2 separate regions of the Homo sapiens genome follow, and region 2 is linked to region 1. A link is a contact called in ENCODE Hi-C or POLR2A ChIA-PET data. All regions are on one chromosome and are shown on one strand. The core of a region is the stretch at or near the end of the contact, and the rest is flanking DNA. Distances in the headings are between cores, read along the strand shown. Region 1 has its middle 30 kb from the start of SOWAHC. Region 2 has its middle 65 kb from the start of SOWAHC.

Region 1 (3,492 bases), core at 415-2,914:
GGATTGCTTGAGCTCAGGAATTTGAGGCTGCAGTGAGCTGTGACCGTGCCACTGCATTCTAGCATTCCAGCCTGGGCGATAGAGCAAAACTCTTTTCAAAAGAAAAAAAAAAAAAGATCATCTCCCAACTTGGCTAGAAAAGCATGTACTAGTACATAAATGTTCCATAAACATAGCATAAACTCCAGTTCAAATTGTCAGAGGCGTTTGAACCAGAGCAACTCCATCTTGAATAGGGGTTGAGTAAAATGAGGCTGAAACCTACTGGGCTCTATTCCCAGACGGTTAAGCATTATAAGTCACAGGATGACATAGGAGGTCGGCACAAGATACAGGTCTTAAAGACCTTGCTGATAAAGCAGGTTGCAGTAAAGAAGCCTGCCAAAGGCTGGGCGCAGCGGCTCACACCTGTAATCCCAGCACTTTGGGAGGCCAAGGCTGGCAGATCACCTGAGATCAGGAGTTTCAGACCAGCCTGGCCAACGTGGTGAAACCCCATCTCTACTAAAAATACAAAAAAAAAATTAGCCAGGCGTGGTGGCACGTGACTGTGGTCCCAGCTACTTGGGAGGCTGAGGCAGGAGAATCACTGGAACCCAGGAGGTGGAGGTTGCAGTGAACTGAGATCACACCTCTGCACTCCAGCCTGGGCCACAGAGTGAGACTCCCTCTCAAAAACAAACAAACAAACAAAAAACCCTGTTTCCTGAATGCTTGGGGAGACTCATTTGAGTAATAATAGAACTCTGGGCTGGGCTCAGTGGCTCACACCTGTAATCCCAGCCCTTTGGGAGGCCTAGGCAGGCGGATCACGAGGTCAGGAGATCAAGACCAGCATGACCAACATGGTGAAACCCCATCTCTACTAAAAATACAAAAATTAGCCGGGCATGGTGGCAGGCGCCTGCAATCCCAGCTACTCGGGAGGCTGAGGCAGGAGAGTCGCTTGAACCCAGGAGGCGGAGGTTTCAGTGAGCTGAGATCGCACCACTGCACTCCAGCCTGGGCGACAGAGTGAGACTCTGTCTCAAAAAAAAAAACAAAAAAACAAAAAAAAACTAAAAACTTAGCCAGGCGTGGTGGTGCACGCCTGTAGTCCCAGCTACTCCGGAGGCCGAGGCAGGAGAATCTCTTGAACCCAGGAGGTGGAGTTTGCAGTGAGCTGACATCACGCCACTGCACTCCAGCCTGGGCAACAGAGTGAGACTCGTCTCAAAAAAAAAATCAGACTCCAGTCTCCTGCACAGCTGACTCTGCACGAATTTCTCTTTCACTATTGCAATTTCCCTGTGTTGATGAATCTACTCTGTCTAGGCAGCTGGCGAGGTGAATGCCTCGGGCGGTTCCAATGGTATTGAAAACCATGGCCTCTTATCAGATCACTAAGGTAGAGAATATGGTTAAAGAAAAGTAGTTTGTGTTAGAGTTGGGGTTTTTCAGAATCTAAAGAAAAATTGCTTAAAAACTGTCTGCAAAATAGCTCCAAGGGAAAAAAAGAATAGAAAAGAAAGTGGGCTTTTGTAGTAACCACATTCAGAACTGTGAACTGGCTCCTGTGTTCTCTTTATCCCCAAGGGCATGTGAAACACTGTTTTCCCGGGCAGTCACAGCAAGGCTGCCTGGATGAGGCCGCTGGGACTGGAATGTCAGCCTGCGGCCTGCCCTCCACTTTTCTTAGCGGAGCTGTCATCTAAACCTGGACCTTGTTTTCTGCCCTGCCTCCCCCCGGCTGCTTGTCAATATTTGCTTTCTAGATCACAAGATCCTAAGCCCCAAGGCCTGTCACTTTAAACAACCAGAAGAGGAAGTCAACAATAACCACTCTGGTGAAGCTGTCTACTTTAGGGACGTTTCCCTAGTTGGTTTGCTCCTGCGAGTTCCCACTCCCAGGAAAAGCACTGCAGTGCTAACTGAGCAGCTTTGTTTGCCTCCCGACTGTGTGGCCCCCAGCAACTATGCCAGGATTCACAAGCCAGCGGGATCCTAAATGTCTGTGTGCATGGCAGCAAGGTTGCTCTTCAGCCTGTTGGCAAAATTCTCCCACAGCACTTTTATTTCTCAGGCACGCCTTCATGGGCCCCAGAAATTAATTCCTTGACGGCTGTTGTGGAGCCTTAGTTGCCAGCGAGAGGCAACCAAGGTTTAAATGTAAATTAGCTTACAGAGTGAAGGGAGGTTGCAAATACCCCTCCACTTAGTACGTAAATTCAGCAACCTTAATCTAGAACAGCAAGGAGTCTTAGAATTGGCACAGAGTGGGCACCCAGCCCCTTCTGGCCAAATCCCTGATGAGAGATGCCTGAAATTCACCCTTTCAGCCTGAGATTTTGTTCTCTGTGTAAAGCCAATTGTTGCTGTCATTAGTAAGCGAAACTACGCCTTACAAAAGTAAATGCGGGTCCTCCTCAGTTTGCTTCTGAAAGAAGGCTTTCCGGGGAGATGTGCTAAACAAACCAAGCCTGGCTGTACCTGCAAGCTCAGGCTGCCACATGGTCTGAAGCTTGGATTCCTGAGAGGTGCGACAGGCTCAGGGTCCCCTGCCTGGACTCAAGAGTCAGCCTGTCTAGACTGGAATTCCCGACCCTTCACTTAAATATGTGGACAAACCTCTTTCTGCCTCAATTTCCTCATCAGTCAAAAATAGTTATTACTAGTGCCTACCTCCTAGAGCTGCTTGGAGGTTAGAATCTGTGAACATAGATGAAGCTGTGTCTATACCCGGTAAGTCCAGCATGAGTGTTCATTGTAATTATTTGATTATGGCTGTCTCCCACATACTGGCTCTCAGGGGTGCGCCATTCCCATTTCAAACTCTATGCTCGGAGTGTAGACAAAACTCTCAACGCAGCCAAAAAAGGCTGAAATGCTCATGAAAACTTCACAGACACCAGGGAGAACTCAAGGGAGCTAAAGTCAAAGGAAACGTGAAGCCTGACACCAGCTGAGCTCTACCGGCTGGGGCCGGAATGCTGTCCCCAACCTTCCCTCCTCCGGCATTTGGTCCTTCTGAGGCAATCTACCATGCTCTCACCCTAGGCTATGTTCTGTTAGTTGATTTTATTTCTGGTCTTCTCCCAGGTGACTGTCCCTTATCCGTAAGGCAAGACCTACTTCACCCAGAAAGTGGCACTGGCTTCAGACTAGGACCAGGGTCAGGTGTGTGAGACGCTCACATCGGGTGCAAAATGTAAGGGGGCAAGAGGCAAAAAGTCATCCAGATAAATGATATTTTGATGCAATATTTTAAAAAATTAAATGAATTTTTAAAAATCACAAATAAAATATTACTATATTAAATGCAGACAGGCTCTGACTGCATCATGCCCAACCACACTGGAGCCTGAGGCAAAAGGAGTAATGCTCTCCCCTGTACTCATGTTTGCATGTATTTGTAAACGGCTAATAATTTTTTTTTTTTGAGATGGAGTCTTGCTCTGTCGCCCAGGCTGGAGTGCAATGGCACAATCTCGGCTCACTGCAAACTCTGCCTTC
Region 2 (3,492 bases), core at 437-2,936, 34 kb after region 1:
GTCAGTGGGTGCTCCCCACCCTTCAGACCTGGATAGGACCCATTCAGATCCCACCACCCAGCTTCTCAGACTGGAGTCAGTGTCCTGCCCGACGTTTCTCTGAATCTTGGGGGCAGGGGGCTTGTGTTCTCAAGGTCGCCTTTGTGCCAATTTTCAGCCTTGGTCAAGCTGTTCTTTGTCCCTATCCGTGACTTTTCCTTGACCTCTGCCCTGGCATGTACCCAACAGAGCCCCTTCTCTTTGATCACTGCTTCCATGGTAACAGTGAACAGAATTCTGCTGGGAGCCACAGAATGTTTACTGAAGCTGTATGGGTCGCCAGAGGTACTTTTAAAAGCAAAGCACTTAAAAATCCATATCACTCTTGAAAGTGGTCCTCCAGCCAGGCTTTCTCACAGCTGGGCCACCTGTGCACGTCCTGCCTTCTCTTCCCCTCTCTTTCAGTAACTCCAACCACCAATCCCTGTCTCTGACAACAGCTGTGCCCTCGTGAACCAAATTGTCGTGCTCCAGAAGTTTATCCAGATCTTTCCTAAATAAAGCCAAGGCCTTCCTGAGGAAGAACTCTGAGGTCAACTGTTGAGATGATACAGTTTTTTGTTTGTTTCTGTGTCTTACTCTAAACCAGGCTGGACTCCCGCTGAAGGCAGAGACCTCAACTTTGGATTTCTGTATCCCCGGTTCCTGGTAAGGGGATTTGTAGGCGCTCAAGAAGTCCAGCTGTCGCAAGAGTGAATGCCTGTGACCAGAGGGGACTGAAATGGGCATCAGGCAGTGCACCCGTGGTGGCTCCCGCAGCAGGGGGGTCGCACCCCACCGCCTGTTGCTAGGAGATGATGGGCTTCGGAAGGATGTGCAGTGTTGCATAGCAACACCTCCCCACTGTTCCATCACTCAGAATGGACAGCACCAAGCAATTCTTACAGCAAGAGTTTTTTGACCTATTTCAGCTAAAAGCAGGAAAGATCTTTCTGTCTCAGCTCAGATTATATAATTTTTTAAAGGATCACAAGAGCAAAAAATACGGAGGATCCCCAATATTCACACCCAAGAACTACTTTGTTGTTAGCAGGTTAACCTGTGTATCAGAGGGACATTAGGAGGATTGCCAAGAGTTCACAGCCTGCCTTCTGCTCCCTGCAGGGACCCTTCGCTTAGCTGTAGCTGGCTACCCACTGGGCCTGGGGTGCTCCCCACACCCCTCCTGCATGCTGGCTTGGCCCTACCAGGGATCGCAAAGCCCAGCTGGTCACCAAAGACAGAGTTGCTCTCTCAATGTGGCTGATGTTTTTCTAACCAGCTTAGCCCAGAAAGAACATTTGGATTCATTGCCCATCTGTAATGCAGAGAACCTTTGTATATACTTAAGTTCCTTGAAATATTTGCACTGAAAAAGGCACACATGAATTTAAGAGTCATAAATGGGACCAATTTCCCTGAACTGTGCCCAAGAATGTGCAGTGCATGCTCTGTGACTGTTTTTCCTTTCCTTCTGGTAACTACTAGCTTCCACATGGGAGAAGGTTCGCAGGCGGTGGGGTGTCCAGGCTGCACGAGTGGCTGAAGAAGAGCTCCCTGCTAGTCTCTGTGGGTACAGAGAAGGCCCTATGTGGCCGTAGAGCCCTTGGAAGCTCAGCCTGCTGAGAGCGGTGCTCACCAGGTTCCACTGAAGCTGAACAGCACTGGAGCTAGGAATGCAGGAAGGAGGCGCTGCCCACACCCTGAGCTCTCAGTCTGGCTGGGAAGCCGGCAGTAGCTGTGTCCTATAAAGGCACCTCGAACACTGGACAACACTGTAGCTCATGCTTGAATGAAGGTTCTCTAACAAGTGTGTTTCCTCCGGAAGGCACATCACAGCCTTCCTGCACTTACGAACAATTAGCTCTTCAGCACTCTGCCTGGGGACCACACTAAACAGCAAAATCACCACCCAAAAGCACAAAATGCAAAAAATGTGGCACTAAATAGACCAAGAAAAGACCCTGTGTGCAGAGAACAACAGGCAGAGCCTTGCCTTGTTTGACCGTGGCAGGGAACTGCATGTCAGGCAACTCACATTTTTCACAGCTTTGCACATGTCTGCAAATGAACACAGAAGCACCATGAGTACTCAGTTTTGGGGTTACAAATGCGTTTTAGAGAGTAGGTGAATTTGCAAATGTGGAATCCATGACTAATGTGGATCACTATATTATGTATGTATGTGTGTACATATATGGCATTGTCTATGAAAGTTGAACATGTACACACATACATTTCTGTGCATATGTGTGTATTTAAAAAGTAAAACTTAAATGCATTTACACCCACCGGCTCCAGGATAGATGAGGAGGCATGACCCTAAGGCTCTCCTCAGTGCTGCCTTTTCCAGCTGCCTGCAGTAATCTCTGGTTACTTGGCTTCAAGACTCCTTAGAGTAGAAATTTCCAAACCCCACATTGCCTCAATCAGACCATCCTTGCTTATATAGCAATTCCCAGGGCATCTTGTTACAAATGGGTCCTAACTCCATTCCTGACCTACTCAAACAGAATGCAAGGGAGGAAAGGCTGGAGCCTTGGAATGTGAATGTGTACTTAACACAGTTTACAAAGCTCACAATTCAAGTTTGAGAATCACTGTGAATAAGTTTCCAGCCAGCTGGAGAAATCAGTGGCTGACACTGTTTGACCCTGAGACAAGAGGCAAATCGCCAGTGTGGACCACCCTGCCCATCTTGTGAGCAGACGAAATCAGTCAAAAGTGTTGTATGCTTCGTGAAAGACAGCGGGCAGTTTCGTTTAAAGCTGGGTAACCTAGAGAGAAAAAATAAAAATAAAAATAAAATAAAAGAGGGCCGGGTGTGATGGCTCACACCTGTAATCCCAGCACTTTGGGAGGCTGAGGCAGGCAGATCACGAGGTCAGGAGATCGAGACCATCCTGGCTAACATGGTGAAACTGTCTCTACTAAAAATACAAAAAAAAAAAAAAAATTAGCCGGGCATGGTGGCGGGCACCTGTAGTCCCAGCTACTTGGGAGGCTGAGGCAGGAGAATGGTGTAAACCCCGGAGGCGGAGCTTGCAGTGAGCCAAGATCACGCCACTGCAAGAGATCACGCCACTGCACTCCAGCCTAGGCAACAGAGCGAGACTCTGTCTCAAAAAAAATAATAAAAAAAAAATTTAAAAAAAGATAATAAAATAAAATAAAATAAAAGAATTGTGTGTGCTTAATGAGAGGGAAAAAATAATTAAGCTGGAAACTCAGGAAAGGTTATGTAACATCCCTGTGTCTCATGTGTAAAGTGAAAGTAATAGTAGTTATCTCTTAAGGTTGTCAAAAATGTTAAAAATGTGTGTTGAGCAGCACTTCCCATGTGGGAATAGTTAACAACCACTTATTATTATCACCATCACCTGTTTTCCCCTGGCGCTGAGCTGACCCCCAGGGCAGGCTGTTTCCTCGTGCTCACTTTCTCAGCCACCGGAATCTCACCTTTTTTCAGACCTT

What was found. Hi-C counts contacts between places; a loop is a spot of excess contacts on that map. ChIA-PET counts read pairs that join two places held with the same protein, here RNA polymerase II (POLR2A). Pooled maps may share reads with other maps.
Region 2: a map of HepG2 shows a loop between it and region 1 (3-fold over the local background). The contact joins two enhancer-like sites. A Hi-C loop is called at or near these places in 4 of 168 maps with a recorded cell type or tissue (Caco-2, HepG2, mesothelial cell of epicardium and 1 more) and 1 of 50 pooled maps. POLR2A ChIA-PET finds 5 or more read pairs at or near these places in 4 of 52 experiments (BJ, HepG2 and PC-9).

Annotation. Positions count from the first base shown.
Region 1 is chr2:109,643,092-109,646,583 of GRCh38, forward strand. It overlaps a transcript of RANBP2 not described here. Among named protein-coding and RNA genes, the nearest start is that of SOWAHC, 30 kb to the left of the region's middle. Within about 2 kb of position 1,665, at least 16 of the 41 ENCODE cell types and tissues checked have a DNase peak (open chromatin) inside an H3K27ac peak, as active enhancers do.
Region 2 is chr2:109,677,230-109,680,721 of GRCh38, forward strand. It overlaps a transcript of RANBP2 not described here. Among named protein-coding and RNA genes, the nearest start is that of SOWAHC, 65 kb to the left of the region's middle. Within about 2 kb of position 1,687, at least 7 of the 41 ENCODE cell types and tissues checked have a DNase peak (open chromatin) inside an H3K27ac peak, as active enhancers do.